2 separate regions of the Homo sapiens genome follow, and region 2 is linked to region 1. The links are chromatin loops, found by intact Hi-C in ENCODE. Cell type or tissue: GM12878. All regions are shown on one strand. Links, peaks and the distances in the headings refer to the core of each region. The heading gives the core; the rest is flanking DNA. Region 1 overlaps DCBLD2 (discoidin, CUB and LCCL domain containing 2). Region 2 overlaps LOC105374007 (a long non-coding RNA gene).

Region 1 (5,872 bases), core at 1-2,500:
AATTTAAACATTTTGTTTTTAAAAATCATAATTAAAAATAGTAATGCTAAATGTCTTCAATATTTCCTAAAGTATTTAATTCTGCAGAATAATTTTAACTCTCAGAGAGAAATATATTGGAAGGATAAATATTATACTCTGCAATAAAGGCACAAATATGCCAGGATTTCTCAGTTTTTAAATAATTAAATCATCTGAAAATAATCTTAGGAAGAAGAATAATGGGGTGGAAAGTGATGTTGAATGCTAAAGCTATAAAGGAGTCATCCACATTTTGATACAGTACTTATTCAATTCATTTAATAGTTATTTATGGAGGGCCAACGATGTGTCAGGCACTGTGGTAGCCTTTGGGCGTACAAAAGTAAACAGTATATTAAAATGTATAATATTGAGATAAATTATTCTTGCTTTAAATGTATTGTTACAATCTTTCATGCTTATGTTAAACAAATATTACAGTACATGACACCTGATTTAAAATTATTAGGATTGAGATTAAATTTGGAAAGTGATCTCATTTACATTATCTTATGAATGATGCTATTTCTTCTTCCACTTATAATTTTGGAAACCATTCTTATAACTAACTTTTTAATAGGGTAACCATTTTTTTTAACATCCCTTTAAGAAGATATTGTAATTAGAGTTTAACCAGAAAGACACTCACATTATTAATTACTCTCTCTGAGAACAGCAAAACCATTTTAAATTGGCAATCCAGTAAAAACATATCTTAAACGAACTGTCTCTTTACCTTTAGGAATAAACTGACATCCGAGCAGCTCCATTTTCATGGCAATTTTCTGCTGCCATTGGGTAGGATTCACTCTAATAAAACGTGCAATAATTGGTGGCAAAAAGTTATTACGCACATCCTGGTGATAATCTTTGTTTCCTTGAAATATCTTTAAAAAAACAACAAAAAATTGGTACTTCAAATCAATAGAGGTCAGGGCTAAATTTCTCCACTTAAACATGTTTTTGTTCTTTGCTCTAGGCCTTAAATTACATCTGGAAAGTATGATAATAAGGATCAATTTTTAAGAAAATAATCATAATTTGGAAAAATATTAAGATGCTGCACATTTTTATCAAAAGTTTATGAAACAAAAATATTTAATATAGAAATGATTTTAAGATGATTTAAGAACTTAACAAGAGGGCTAACTTGGCATTTGGGTAAAAGGTTTCAAATCCAGTGAGACAATTTATCCTATTAGTAAATCAGTAACTCTAGTCCTGTGGAATTACCAACTATTTAAATATATTAATTTTTATTTTTAAAGTAAAACAAAATTGATCATGCCAAGTCTTAGGGGAAATATTTTGCTTGTGTACTTTTCATAATTTTTCTCTCAACAGGCTGAAGGTGAACATATACTAACAAACATATAACAGATATATACCTCCACCTACTGGATAAACTGCATAAAGACAGTTCTCCTATTATCCCGGTTTTTGTTCCATGCTGCTATTTAAACTAGAAGTGACTTTGAAATGCTATTTTATGCTTAAATTATTAATTATTTTTAGAGATAGAGTCTTGCTCTGTCATCCAAGGAATGCATTGGCGGGATCATAGCACAATACAGCCTAGAACTCCTGGGCTCAAAAGATCCTCCCACCTCAGCCTCCTGAGTAGCTAGGACTACAGAGGCGCATGCCAACATGTGTGGCAATATTTACTTATTTATTTAGAAAAGAGGTCTCGCTTTGTTGCCCAGGCTAGTGTGCAGTGGCGCAATCTTGGCTCACTGCAACCTCTTCCTCCCAAGTTCAAGCAACTCTCCTGCCTCAGCCTCCTGAGTAGCTGGGATTACAGGTGTGCACCAACACGCCCGGCTAATTTTTGCATTTTTAGTAGAGACAGGGTTTTACCATGTTGACCTCAAGGGATCCACCTGCCTCAGCCTCCCAAAGTGCTGAGATTACAGGAATGAGCCACTGCACCTGGTGATTTTTTATTTTTGTAGAAAGGGGTCTTGCTATGCTGTTCAGGCTGGTCTCAAACTCCTGTCCTCAAGTATACTCACACCTAGACCTCCCCCAAAATGCTGGAATTACAGGTGTGAGCTACCACGCCTGGCCTGTGACTAATTTAATGCTTGTAACTAACTAGCAACAAATGCATTATAAAAATAATCCCTAGGTAAAAATATGAGTTTAGGTGAGTCTCATTCCCTTAACTACTTCAAGCAAATAATGATAGTATCTTACAATGGACCAGCACTTAATTATTTATAAAACATTTTAATGTAACTAATTCAGACAACCCTATGAAATAGGAGGGCACAGGAATCTGTAAGTGGATTGCACAGCTAGTCAATGACAGGGCAGCAACTTGACTCTGGGTCTTCCGACTTAAGTATGGACTCCAATAAGCTAAAAAGAGCCCTGTTTGTTCTCTAGGTCAGATCAACTAGGTAGTTTCTAAAGACCATTAATAAGCATATATTGCCTAAAATCAAAGTGATTTTTTTTCTAATCAGCTAAGATGAGATTAAGTAAATGTTTAACTTCTCAATCAAGCTATTTCCAAGTATTGTGGCTCTATTTCTTCTTGGCTAATTCACTTGGCATTAGACTATAAATCTCGAAAGATGTGTTAATATCCTTCATTTCCTAAAAAGTTTGTTTTGCAGTTACAATAACTTCCATACTAGTGAGCTCCCGTGATTTCCTCAGATATTACTCTGAAATAAAATGAAAGGCAATTATTTTCATTCTTACTATATTAGTGGAACAGGGACGATAACAAATCATTACTTTAACACATAAAAACTATCTTTAAGATATTCCTCTATATTGCTGTCTCAATTTTATAAAAACTGAGTAAAAAAGATTTGCTATAGTCAACCTATGAGCATTTACTGAGAATCCTCATGTACAGAGAAGTATGTGAGGTGTCATGAAGAGAAAATGGATATGGTTGCTACAGTTCCCACCCTCAAGAAACTTAAATTTTATTGATTACCACACATAAATATGGCATAATGTTAGAAAGTGATATATTATGAAAACAAATTGTATATATATATATAAATCCCATTTTCTAAAAACAAAACCAAATGCAGTCTCTGCGTACTCATGCACATGTGCAGGCTCAGAAAAGGGGTAAAATGAATACACCAATTACCCTTGGGTTGGAGGTGATGAGGGAGCAGATGGACTTACATGAGCGGGAAAAGACTGTTAATTCATACAATTCAATGTGAAGATTTGCATTTCTGACCATAAGAGTAACGGATTAGACTTATTGTTCAGCCCTATACGTACCTGAGAAACTGGATAACAGGCTGCCTTGGGCAATAATGACGGAAAGAAGGGAAACAAATAAGGTGAACCCTGCTATTTATTGCCCCAGTACTGTCTATAGAAGAGTTTCCAGGCCACAGTGCAGGGAGAGAGATCCCTAACAGAGCCTGCCGGTCTCACTGAGTTGCAGAGACAGAGCTGAGAGTGGGAGGCCAATAAGGTAGCTAGAATTTGTAGGCAGAGATTAGGAGAGAAGAGAGCTATAAAGATAGAGTGAGTGAGAGAGAGAGAGAGAGACACTTCTAGAATATATAAGGAGTTATCCCTTAAATCTTCAGCTGCATGTAAAGAAATGACCTATGGCCAGTAAAAGAAACACTGGAATGAGTCAGCAGGACAAGTCTCACAGCTCCGTAGATCTGGGAATTCCTTACACTGCCAAGAGGTAGAACAGAGAAACCTCATAATACATGGGATGCTGCAGTGAGTACTTAGAACAGTATTGTCTCAGTGGGGGAGAAAAATAAGAAAACTGAAGGCTGTCCAGGTCCTGCCTAATGAAGTTTAAAAGCAAGCCTTGAAAATATCACATTGTTTCCAGTAGCTTAACTACATTCCAGAATAAAGCTCAAAAATACTTAAGGGAATATTAATAACAAAAAACCCCAGCACCAAACAATGTAACACAATGTCTGGCATCCAATAAAAAAAATTCGGGCAGGTAAAATATGATCCATAATATCAATCAACATAAAAAGACCCATATATGACATAGGATAACATTAGCAGATGAGGATATTAAAAGAGCTATTATATATGCTCCATGTTCCAGAGATAGAGAAAAGCATGAGCATGTAAAGACACACTGGAGACATCTTAAAACTCCCAAACTGAACATCTAGAGATAAAAAATACAGTATCAGAGATAAAAATACATTGGATGGGATTAACAGATTAGACATTTCAGAAGAATAGATTAGTGAACTTGAAGACAAAACAGAAAACTTTCAAACTAAAATACAAAGAGAAAAAGACTGAAAAAAATAAAGAACGGAGCATTGGTGAATGGTAAGATACCTTCAAGGGTCATAATATTCATAAAATTAGAATTGGGGAAGGGAAATATTTGAAAAAAAAAGAACTACAATTTTCTAAATTTGATGCAAATCATAACCTACAGATCCAAAAACCTCAAAGAACCCCACGCAAAAAAAAAAGAAGAAAAATATAAAAAAGCCACATCAATCAAACTGCTTAAAACAAATGATAAAAAGAAAACCTTAAAAGGAGCCACAGAAAAAAAGACATATCACATATTGAGGAACAGAAATAATAGCAGAATTCTTGTCAAAAACAATGCAAGCCAGCAAACAGCAGACAACGTATTTCAATTATTGAAAGGAAAAACCAAAAAAAAAAAAAAACCAAAAAACCACTGATCAACCCAGATTTCTACACTTAGAGAAATTACCTTTCAAAAATGAATGCAACATAGAATCTTTTTCAGAAATATCATTTAATGTTTAGAAGTTTTTATAGTATAAGCCTGAACAATTCTTAACATTCCAAAAATTTAGCTATATTCCACAAGCAAAATAAATGTGATACAAATGAATATGGATGTGGCAGGAGTAAAGAGTAGTCAAGTTTAGGGGCATGAGGTAGAAGATATGTATGGAGACAGTATTGTTATTTTCTTTAACAGGGAGAGGCTCACCAAAGATGAAGTTCATGTGACGCCAAGTAGAAGAGAAGAAAGAGGCCTTGAATAAAAGCAGAGGAGTTAAGATGCATATGAAAGATAATGAGCCCCTGGAGGTTTTTGAACAAAGAGATGAGAAAAGTAGTAATTGAAGACTTTTTAGCAAATCATACATGATAAAAAACAAAAATATATAATCAAAATCAAACTCATAGGAAAGTTTGAAAAAATGTCATCATTGTTTCAGTTCTTTTTTTTCCACTTTGAGACAGAGTCTCCCTCTGTCGCCCAGGCTGGATTGCAGTGGAGTGATCACAGCTCACTGCAGCCTCAACCTCCTGGGTTCAGGTGATTCTCCCACCTCAGCCTCCCAAGAAACTGGGACTACAGGCATGCGCCACCATGCCTGGCTAATTTTCTGTATTTTTAGTGGAGATGGCGTGTTGCCATGTTGCCCAGGCTGGTTTCAAACTCCTGAGCTCAAGCAATCCCAAAGTGCTGTGATTACAGGAGTGAGCCATCATGCCCAGCCCCATAGTTTTGGTACTGATGGGAGACATCTATCTTCCTTAGGCACAAGGACTTCTCCATTTAAAGATCAAAGGGATACACATCTGAATAAGACCCATCTCTGCCTGCTCCCCACCCCTTATCATTTCCTCTGGCTCATTCCAGCATCTTCATAAATTGTTGCTAACTAAAACAAAGATTCCATAATTAGATGCTAGAGCAATTCTTCATGTAAGAAAAAACAGAAGTTTCCCAAGATGAAAGTTGGTGAGATGATCTTCAGATGAATTTTCATCTCTAATATCCTATAATTTAATGCACGTTGGTTTTCAGCTTTTTTCTTTTTTTACCTCTTGCCTACAGAGTAGAAATCTGGGAACAAAGGCTCTCCATCATCTGGTG
Region 2 (11,619 bases), core at 3,638-6,137, 720 kb after region 1:
TCATCCTGCTACACTAACCTCCTGCTATAGACCACAGTATTGCATTAGAAATGCAAAGGAAAGTAATTTCTGCTTCTACTTTTCCCATATAATATAAAGCAAGACAAAGCAATATCATAGAGGGGTATAGGGAAGAAACTATGGGTTTTTGGATTCAGAAAAAGCTAATTTTGAACGCTGGTAACACCAGATACTAGCTACAAGATCTTGTCTCAAAACCTTAGTTTCTTATCTGTGAAGTGGAGATATTAAGAACTGTGCTACTGAAATTGTTATGGAAATTAGAGATGACAAACAGTAAGTAAAGCAGTTGCTACTGTTATTAATATTAATAGTGTGTTTTCAGTGAGAAACACAAACAGACTTCTATTAGATAATGGCACAACTGAGAAAAGAAAATATGCACATGGGAATATAAAATGGACAAATATCACGGCCTGGGGGCTTCACCCAGGCACAAGCAGAAATTCTACGGCCATGTGTTGAGAAGCCTATAGCCCCCCTGGAGGGAGGCACACTGTTGAAATGACATGCCAGGAAGTTAGGGAAGGTAACTATCACATAACTGTACAGCTTTAATCTAGTTTCACCAAGTGAGTGCCACAGCAGTCTTTCACTAAATAAAGGAGAAAAGTGTCTTTCCCATGTAAGTGACAGAGGCTGTGGTGGCTGGCCAGGGTATAGAGTAAGTCTGTAGTAGCAAACACTCAGCAGCACTCATAACCCAGGCTACATCCAAAACCATGGGGTCAGGCCCTAAAGAACAACAGTATTTTGGGAGGCCTGACAGTTGTCATCTTGTTATTTAGCCAATTTTTTCTTTTTTAAATTTATTCTGGCTGATTTTTAAAGCAACCCTCTTACTTGATCCTTAATTATTTTTCTTCTTCATCTTAATGGGTAAATCACTTATAGCTATCTATGTAGTTGTGGGCTGGGTCTATCAGACAGGGATTGTAAAGAGAAAAAACAGTGTAAAAGACCTGAAAATGCTATGATGCCCTTGCTCTTTTGGCTCTTTTGACAACTGTGCATATCTTCAAATAGTTTTCCCAGGCACATGGCTCTGAACTTGGTTTAAACTCAGTAAATGCTTCTGGAACCCCTGCTAAAATTAAGGACCCATTATGCCTTCCTCTAATTGACAGCATTACTTTTTTTAAAGGAGATTATAGTACTTTCCAGTCATCAAAGCTTCCCATTATTACAGATCGGCATTTCTGGTGTAGATTAACAAATGCCAGAATTATCCTTCAGCTCACAGCATAGATTCAGGTTTGAACTCTGTATGTAGAGCAGCTTACAATTTATGGGCAGCAGAAATGACACCATTGAAAAAAGTTAACATGAACCACCAACAAAAGATTAAATTGTTTCCCCAGATGCAGCTTCTGAATTTTTAAGTTTTAAGTAAATCTTTCACCCAATTAAAGCTTATTATAACTACAGAGGTTTCATTATTAATACATAGCCAGAAAATTCATTACCTCTATCGAATCTCTAGTTTTCTCTAGATTAACCTGAATCATTGAGTTTTAAGTGTGTTTGGGCTTTCTGCTGCTTGAAACATGGCATTTACTGGGCCAATCTCTGTCCTATGTTGGGAAAGATAGGAAAATTGAGATAGAGATGAGCAAGTCATCAAATTGTCAAACCTGAAAATACATTGGCCAGAGTGAAAAGCATTCAGGTGGAATACATGGGTAGAGCTCAGTTCAATATGTCAGCTATCTACTGAGTAGTTCAAAGCTAAAAACTATGGATAGAAGTTCAGAGCAAAGAAGTACCTGTTTAAATATACTTTAAACACATGAGTCTGAGTGTTAATTACATTTAGAAAACTTGAGACCAGCCAGGAAAAGAGTTAGCTCAATCTTGAGTAAAATTGGTTATTTGAGGAAAAAAATGAACAAAACTATTTCCACCGAGTCAATAGCCCTAGACATTTTCACTGACCTTTAAGAAAGTCTATACACAGCAGTCTTACAAAACACATAGTGATTAAGAACTCAGTAAAATTCCATCTGACATTTATGACTTGTGATTCAAATCTATCTCTTACTAGGTAAGCCTAGAGATGGTGCTGCTATTATATAAATAACCTAAAGCTGGGGTTCTCAAAGTATGACCCATAGTCAAACAACCTCATCATTACCTGGGAACTTGTAGAAATGCAAATTCTAGGACCCTCCCAGAGAACTGCTTTATCAGAAACTGTTGGGAGTGAACCCAGCAATGTTTGTTACCATTCTGACAGCAACTGGCCTACAGACTTACAGTTACAGATTGCAAAGTAAAGATGCTTCTACGTCTATTCTCTTCTCTGAAATTGGCTGAAAATAACAATAAGAAAAAAATAAAAACAAGGAAATTCCATTTTAAATTATATTAGCTACTACAATACCAAACCAAAAACTGTGAGGAATACAGTGAGATTTGGATTCAATTGAGCATAATAGATGCATACCTTAACAGACCTCAGGCAGAGCATGGAATTCTACAAAGGAAAGAGACACAGCCCTAAGGTGCCTGACCAGGGATTTTTTTATTTGAAACAGCAAATTGTAGAGTGACAGGCAATGTGGGGCCAAATGATGAAGGAGGCAGACACACCATCTTTCAAACTACTAGGCTGGCAGTATGGCAAGGAGAGATGGTGGGTAACAGTTGCTGTTCAAAATTGCTAAAGTAAAACTAATAAATACGAATTCCAACACATTGCTCCATTGCAAGATAAGCAAACTGAAAGGGCACATCTGTGAAAGAAGTGAGCAAAAATCTGTCCCCTAGCAGAAACTTTGGGAAAAGAATTGAAACAGCAGAACCATAATAAAGCTATCTTCTGCCCCAACTTACTTCCCCAGCCCTTTTTCAGACTATTGTTTAGCAAATAGCTAGCTACCCCCGAAACAATGGCCCCATTTAAAGATGAGAAAAATATCAGAAAGAAGCTGGAATAAAAACAACATATAGAGATACTACAAGAAAAAAATTAAAAAATTATACAAAAGAGGCACACAAATTAAATGTAACAATTATAGAAGAAATATATTATTTCCTCAAATAATTTTCAATGATATTGAAAAAAATTTTAAATAAAGCCTTTTTGAAGAAATATTTAGAACAAGACAGAATGGCTCAAAGAAGAAAAGACAAGCCAATAGAAGGACAATAAAAGTAAGCTAGCAGAATTTAGCAAGGAAATAAAAGAAATAAATATGATTAATTCAGAAATAAAATCCACTTTAGAAGCAGACATCTTTTAATGGATGTCACCAAAAATACAGACTTAATTATGGAAGTTAGACTTGAGAACACCGAGTAAAATGAACGAGAGAAAAATAATTCGAAATCATTGGAAAGAAAAATTAAAGATAAATTAAAATTAATATGGAAGACAAATAAATAAGATCCAATATGCATATCCATGAAGAGAAGTAAATGAATTAGAAACAAATTCAAAGATGTATTAGAGAAAAACATTCCAGGACATTTTAATTAAAAAGCAAGTTACAATTTCAAGGCAAAAGTTATTAAATTTGTCAAAGAATGGGACTTGATAATGATGAAGTATATACTCCATAATGAAGACCTAGCTACCTAGCTATCCTTAATATCTATGCACCAAATAATATAACATAAAAATGCATAATGCCAAAAACTGGAAGTAGACATAAATGGATAGTAATACAAAACATACACACAATCTTTGACAAATGATATAGATTTAAAATAAGTACCGGCTGGGCGCAGTGGCTCACGCCTGTAATCCCAGCACTTTGGGAGGCAGAGGCGGGTGGGTCACCTGAGGTCAGGAGTTCAAGACCAGCCTCAACATGGAGAAACCCTGTCTCTACTAAAAATACAAAATTAGCCGGGCATGGTGGTGCATGCCTGTAATCCCAGCTACTCGGGAGGCTGAGGCAGGAGAATTGCTTGAACCTGGGAGGTGGAGGTTGCGGTGAGCTGAGATCATGCCACTGCACTCCAGCCTGGGCAACAAGAGCGAAACTCAGTCTCAAAAAAAATAATAAAATAAAATAAGTACCAATACAGAAAAAAATAAGTAACATAATAATATGGATGTTATATACATACACACATATATAAAATCAAATGAAGCAACTTTTAAAGACAAATGGAAAATGTGTTAAAGTTGGCAGGTAATAGCCCATAAAGAAAATTTCCATAAATTTTGTATTATAATTAAAGAATGTCACCTATACTATTTCACACTAGCAAATGTATTAAGATTTTCCGTAAGAGCCACACATAGATAATAGTTTTTAATTATGATGCCAGACATAAGAAATTTGCAATAACAATTAAGGCCAACAAACCAAGAACTGAAACATTCTCAAACAATTCAAGTCAAACAGGAAATCAAACTGAAACAGCCATATTAGGAGGTTGAAGGCTTGAGGGATCTTGGTTTTAATTTCCAGCCAAGGCCATCAGGTTAAACCTTTAGAAATAACTTCAAAAAGAAAATAAGGGAATACATAAGATTATAAATAATAAAAATCATACATAAAATTAATTGTTATCCTATACACAAATAATAACTTTTAAAATATAGGAGCTAGAAATATCTCACTTTCAATAGTGACTCTATCGGTCAGGGCCCAGCTAGCAATACAGAGTCCTGACATATAATAATTAAATAAGATAATTTAATGTGGGAACTAATTATAAAGGTATTAGAATAGCTGAAAGAGTAAATGAAGGAAGGTGCCATCAAAAAATTATTAACAGTGGAAAGTTGCTAATATCCCTAAGCTGGAAGGACAAAAGGAGAGGATGATATTCCTAGGGTCTAAGCACTGGGCCCACCAAAAATGCTGGAACTCTGACAGTACTGCCTCTTGAAAGCTGGGACTAAAGAGGGAGTTAAAGCACAGAGGAGACTGGACCAGAGCTTCCACCAGGAGCAGAGGGCTGGGTAGAAGTAGCCTCCCTTCTTCCGTGCTCCTTCCTTCCAGCATCTTCCCAGTGCCCCCTACTGGCTAACTTTAGATGAAAGTCACCCGGCAAGGGAGCCTGGGAATGCAGTTCACATGGTGTTCTCTTGTAACCTACAGGGAAAGGGAGGGAGATGGAATTGAAAGCAAACAGAAAAAAGACCATTGGCACAGCAAGCAAAAGAAAAAGAAGAAAAGAGAGAGAAAATTAGATCTATTTCCCATACTTCACCTAAAGGTCCTTGATAGGAATTGTGTTATGGGCAACGCATGTGTTTATTTAATTATTTTAAAATATGAGGGGAAAAACCCACATATATTGTATACAAATTCTATACAATAAAAAACAAGTTTATCTCTCACTTCATACCCCCAATCCCTCTACACAGCATAGCCACTGTTACTTATTTTGTGTATTCTTCTGGAAATTTCCCATATACACGCATGAATATTTTTAAATGTCCACAAGCACAAAATACCTATTATTCTATCTGGTTTTTTTCCACTTAGGTATGTATGTTGGAAACCTTGTCATAATTTATTTTTAAAAGTCTCCATTTGATGCATAAATAGGCCATTTCAAGGTTTTTTTATTATAGAGAATATATCACAAAAGTAAAGGAGTACTGATAAAATTATTTGGCTAGTGTCTTTACATGTCTGGTATTTGAAACAATCCAGTTAGCGTGTGTTGGGCCAGGGGCAATACAGCTAAAAGAAGAACATAAGTGGGATATGGGATTTGAAAGTAAGTCACTAAAACATGGAGCTATCTCACATTCATTGTTACTTATAATTCATTCCCATATGTTTGTGAATGTTTGGAAGGACATGCAGATGTAACCAATATGTGTATCTTTACCCCCAAGGCAATTGCACGTACCAATGTTTTTATTCTCCCAAAACTAAATAAAACCTGATCCCCTCTGTTTTAGCCAGGCCTATTCACTTGCCTCTGAAATTTTTCAGGTTTTTGAGATTGCTTAATTGTGTAACCTTGGACAAGGCCCTAATCTCTGTGGCCCTCAGTTTCCTCATTAAAATGAAAGTGTCATCTTAATCTATCCTGCTCTTACAAATTCAACAATTCTACTTGTCCCAGCTCTGACTATCACATTTTCAAGAGAAAAGAAAGAGCAGGCCGGGCATGGTGGCTCACGCTTATAATCTTAGCACTTTGGGAGGCTGAGGCGGACAGATAGCTTGAGCTCAGGAGTTCAAGACCAGCCTGGATAACATGGTGAAGCCTTGTGTGCACAAAATATAAAAAATAAAAAAATTAGTCAAGTATGGTGGCATGCACCTGTAGTCCCAGTTACTTGGGAGGCTGAGATAGAAGGATGGCTTGAGCCCAGGAGGTGGAGGTTGCAGTGAGCCAAGATTGTGCCACTGGACTCCAACCTGTGAGACAGAGCCAGACCCTGTCAAAAAAAAAAAAAAAAAGAGTGGACAAAATCCCCTCCCCTTAAAGAGAGGAGAGTTTGAAGCCCATTCTCAAATAATTTAAAATTTTCACAATGGGGCCGGGCGCTGTGGCTCACGCCTGTAATCCCAACACTTTGGGAGGCTGAGGTGGGAGGATCCCCTGAGGTCAGGGGTTCAAGATCAGCCTGGCCAACATGGCGAAACCACATCTCTACTGAAAGCACAAAAATTAGCTGGGCGTAGTGGCAGGTGCCTATAATCCCAGCTACTCAGGAGGCTGAGGTAGGAGAATTACTTAAACCCAGGAGGTGGAGGTTGCAGTGAGTGGAGATCATACCACTGCACTCCAGGCTGGGCAACAAGAGTGAGACTCCATCTCAAAAAAAAAAAAAAAAAAATTCACATTGATCTTTCTCTGTAATCCCTGTATTCTCCCCTTGATTCTTGTGAAGCACTGGAGCTTCCACAAGTTTCCTCCCAGGAAGAAAATTAGAAGAATAAAATATTGGAGGGAGTAAGAGAACGAAACTGTTGAACATTCCCATAAATTCAGACTGCTGTTGCTTTTACTATCTTCAAAGAGAATAAATTATGATACAACCTTAAAATGAAAGTTCTATACTCAGTCAACCACTGTAACATGACAAGTCATGAAATTAAGGCAATAAAAGATTCCAAATTTGAGGAAAGATCATAGAATTTTTAAAGTTAAAAGAGTTTAGTGGGAATACATAGGTCCTGACAGACTACTACCAGGAAAATTCTAAATACTTGGCCACTTAAAGTTTTCAGAAAATTTGTAAGGAAGATGTTTAATTTTCAGTGACATGTAATTCAGTTAAGGGAAAAAAAATTAAAAGTTTCATCAAATAGGAAACGAACTTAAAACTCTGCTATTCTTGAACACATCTTAGAATTATTTTATCAGTTCTAAAAGTGGAACTGCCTAAATCTGCAGGATGTATTATGAAAAACAAAGAGTTCTCATGTCTTCAAACACCACTGCCAAAGGACAAAGGTCCTGAAAAGTCTTTAGGGGAGCAATATTAAAAATGTACAGACTCAACTTTGGGGTGTTGAAAAAAGTGGTAAGTCTATTTGCTTTTAACAATAAGCTACCCTTCCTTTAGAAATTATTTATACATTAAATATAATGTTTTGGAAAGATGACATTAAATGAATAGTTGCATTGAGGAATTATAAAAATTAGCTGAGCTATGTTTCAGTAGCATATTATTGAGCTAGAGAAGCTAAAGAGTACTGTGAGGACATAGAATTGGCAATCCCCAAAAAAGTGATTCATGAAGTCAGCCCAGGAGAGTCAGGAAAGATTTTACATAAGAAGCCAAATTTTAAATCAATTCTGAAGGATGAAATGTAGATTACCAGTCTTAGAAGAAGGAAAATGTATTCCAGGAAGAGAAAATAGCAAGTACAAAGGCACTGAGGCATGTTTGGAAAGAAATGAGAAAAGTTTAGTATGATTTCTGGAACATAATTGTGTATGCATAATGGGAGGAGATCAGGCAGGAATGCAGGCTGGGGCCGGAATGTGCTGCGGAGTTTGAGGTATGCTCAGACACCCTGGCCTCTTTAACAACAAGGAACTATGCTAAACTATGGAACCATATGTTTTATCACAACATATTAATGACCACATGTTAACAGAGAGGGAACTGGAAAATAACCACTGGCTATGGCAATGACTCAGACATTCTCCTATTTCAGTCTTCAAAGCACCAGCATGCAAGATGACACTTGAGAGTATACTTTCTTTACATCATATTATAATAAGCAGAAGCCCAGCAATCCAGCATTTAAGAAAACACTAGATCTTGGATGAAAACTAACTAAATAAAAGTGGTGGAGTTAAATTCACTATTTAGAGTGTTATATGTCTTTATTACAGTTAATGGAAGCGCACCCAGGAAATATGTAGAAAACACAGTGCCAGAGAACTACACAGCTCTCAAGATTCCAGTGTTTCTCAGCTTCTGAAACAAAAAGCAGATTTGACTTTTTTTAGAACTTATGTAGAAAGTAACTGTCATTTTCCTAGTTGTAGCTCCTATTTTTCCCACCCTGCTGGCATATTTACTCTTCTTGCACAAGCATATCTTGTTTTTTGCCACATTCAGTGTTCATGCCATTCTCAACACCCTCTTCATCAAATCTGCCCATTCTAATTCTACCCATTCCTTTTCCTTCCAGTTTGAGCATTACTGAACATGTATAGGAAGCAAAAAATATGTTTTCGGCAGAGGGTGGTAGTGAAACAAGAGGAATAGAGCAAATATAGGTTAAACACCTAGAACATATTCAGCTTGGGTTCAGTTTTAATTGATTAATTTGATGTCATCATGTGTCAAGACCTCTCAGTGCCCTAGAGTCTAGACCCAAATGCCTGCCACTTTTCTATCCACTGATCACAGTCTCATGCAACCCTGGCCACTTCCTCCCTTTATCCATTCTACTATTCTTTCACTGGGTTTATTAAAATCCTTGTTTTCTTATTTTCTTTATAACAACCTTTTCTTCAAACACTTCTTATCCTTCACTAAAACTGAAAGGTCATTTCAAATCCCTAAAAATATATTTAAAATTAAAAATTTTTAAAAACATCGCTGTCACCAACATAAAAGCCCTTCTAATCAGTTTTCTCACCTATCAAAAGGAGAAATTTTCAAGATCATTTCTCTAGTTCTTTACAGGTAATTGGTAATAAATAATAAGAATTTCCCTAATTTAGTTATTAATGTATTACAGTCCTGATTTCTTAGAAGTGACAGCTCAATCATTTCTTACTTCAGCCAAATCATTTCTCTTCAGGGAGAGAATATAAGGTACCCAAGAGGTGAGGACACCCAAAGCATGATATTGCACTCTCATGACTAAGACAGTTATTAGCTCAAGTCCTTCAGTCTCCAAGCTGTTCCCTTCTGGGTAAGCCAACAAGCCACAAGGATTCATTCAAATGGTGAGTGGGACACAAAAATATTAAAACTAACATCAAAGATCAACTGGTTAAGGTCAAGGACTATTGAATATGAATTTCTGCATTTTGAAGGATGAAACTGCGCCGTTTTGCACTTCAAAAATGTGGTAAATCAGGTTTTTAGAACATCAGTGTTTGTCAGACAGAATGTGTTTCAAGGACTTGATTACAAAATCCTGCCAGAAACAGGAATCTGATCCCTAGGGAATTATTAAGTTCTGTTTATTCTAGTTACATGAAAGCATATTTAAGTGAAAAAAGTTAATGTTAGTTAAATCAGATAACAAATGGCTCTTTGGAGACTCTGGTGTGAGTCTCATGTGTGTCTGTGGTGTTTCTGTAACACTTCAGCTGGATGAGATGTCCTGCCTCATATTGTCATCATGCTCCCTCCACTTTCTGTCTTCTTTGAGACTGAAAGATATGAGAATTCTTCTAATCCAAAACCCCAAACAGGTGAAATTAGAAGTTTGGCTTAAATTTTATCTCAAATTTGAGGGTTATCAGGCAGCATAAAAGGCAAAGCTGACAAAAAGGCAAGCAGAATGGAAGCAAAAACGATAATCAAATACATAGCCACGCTTTCCACACAGTCTCAAGAAACAAAAGCAGCTGAAATGGGAACAACTCTCCTTGCTTACCCTTCAGAGACAAAGCAGCAGGAAATTGTAAGATTCCTCCCAGAGCCCCACTTGCGAGGAAGCCCATTTAGTAAATGGTATGAGTTGTGTGATCTGTTGTTATTGGTTTTCTTCCCTGGGAACATAGCACACTGGGGATTCAACTGTACCACAAAACGGTCTTCTAAAGCCTCAGACATGTCAAATGCAGACTGAGAACTGCTCTTTCTGGGTTTGCAAAGAGCCATAACTCTCCTTCTTGGCCCACTCATTCTTGGCACTCTTGAATTGCTGAGGAAAAGCTTTTGAACCCATCAGTCAAAGAGCTTGGTGCCATGGGCGGCCATTAGCTCAGCCTCATAACATCTGTTCTGTGTTTTTGTTGTATAGGGAACCTGAAGCCCACAGGATGAAAGTGAGGGGACCAGAACCAAGTCATGGAGAGGCTTCAGGGAGAGAAGCCCCTAAAACATAGCCTGTATCTTCATATTTATCAAAATTGGGTCTTTTTTTTTTTTTTTTTTTTTTTTTGGTCATTAACAAAGGTTTCTCTCAAAACGAAAAGGAAAAAAAGACCTCCAAAATAATGATTATAACAAAAATATACAGAAAATAATTCCCAAATGTATATATTTTGGGTGAGATTTTTATTATGTATAATAATATCTTCTGGGTGCCTCCTATATGCCAAGCAGTACTCTAAGTATTTTACATTTATTAATTAATGTAGTACTCACGGTAAGCCACAATAAATCAGCGGGGTAGATAACAGTATCATCTTTATCTCACAGGTGAGGGAAATGGGGTATGTCACATGTCTAAGGTCCCAGAACTACAAAATAGCAGAGCTGGGACTTGAACCCATGTTGCCTAGTTCCAGAACTCAGATTCTTAGCTATCAGATCATATTGCCTCTCATGCTTACCAAAGCATAAAAAGTCAAACAGAAAAATGAAAATCCAGTTTGGAGGCAGAAATTTCTCTTAAAGTACTGGTAATTGCTCTTACAGGAATCTAGAAATATCCAATATCTCTTTCTGGGGTCCATGGTGGGTGCACAGGACTCCACAAAAGGTACAAAAGGCATCTTTCAGTTCCTTCTGGTTCATAGACTCAGTATTGCTGTGCCACATCAGGCAGCAACAGGGCTTGCTGCACTTCCTACACTTGTGTGAGAAAGAAGTTAATGTGCCTTTGGAGCAATCATTCCCTGTTGATAATAAGCTATGTCAGTTAGGAATTGTGTCTCTTGGGCTCACTGCTGTACCTCCAGTGTATAATAAAGTGCCTGACTACAGCAGACATTCAGTCACTATTTAGTAAAGAGTTAATTCTGTCATGTGTATGTATCACATGCATGCCATATATGTTTACTGTGACTCTATCGTGAATGTATGCTTTTATTTTATTTTATTATGGAGACTGTTTTCCATAATTGTGAGTTGATAGAAAACAAACATCATACTTGACGAAATACCTAAATGAGTGCAGACTAGACTGTAAACATTGCATTTTTAAAGGAAGAAGGAATCTCTGCTTTAATCTAACTAAAATTAATCTGACAAAACTGTACATTTAATGGAAAATGGTTGAATAAAATATAGATGATATCTCTTTA

Evidence for each region. A loop is a pair of places that touch in the nucleus more often than their neighbours do. Peaks named below come from ENCODE experiments on the same cell type or tissue, not always from the same donor. Only the 100,000 strongest peaks of a DNase experiment are listed, where the experiment ranks them.
Region 2: a loop joins it to region 1, with 4 times the contacts of the local background. A loop is called at or near these places in 2 of 110 quality-filtered maps.

The regions. Positions count from the first base shown.
Region 1 is chr3:98,811,575-98,817,446 of GRCh38, forward strand. DCBLD2 (discoidin, CUB and LCCL domain containing 2) reads right to left here. Exons shown (of 16, transcript NM_080927.4): 10 at 758-908. Among named protein-coding and RNA genes, the nearest start is that of ST3GAL6, 51 kb to the left of the region's middle. In GM12878, for the core only: a CTCF peak has its summit at 1,413 (motif pointing left); no DNase peak of the experiment used is centred there.
Region 2 is chr3:99,527,464-99,539,082 of GRCh38, forward strand. The region is part of intron 1 of LOC105374007 (a long non-coding RNA gene); the gene reads right to left. The region is part of intron 1 of LOC105374005 (a long non-coding RNA gene); the gene reads right to left. Among named protein-coding and RNA genes, the nearest start is that of COL8A1, 110 kb to the right of the region's middle. In GM12878, for the core only: a CTCF peak has its summit at 4,999 (motif pointing left); a DNase peak (open chromatin) is centred at 5,008.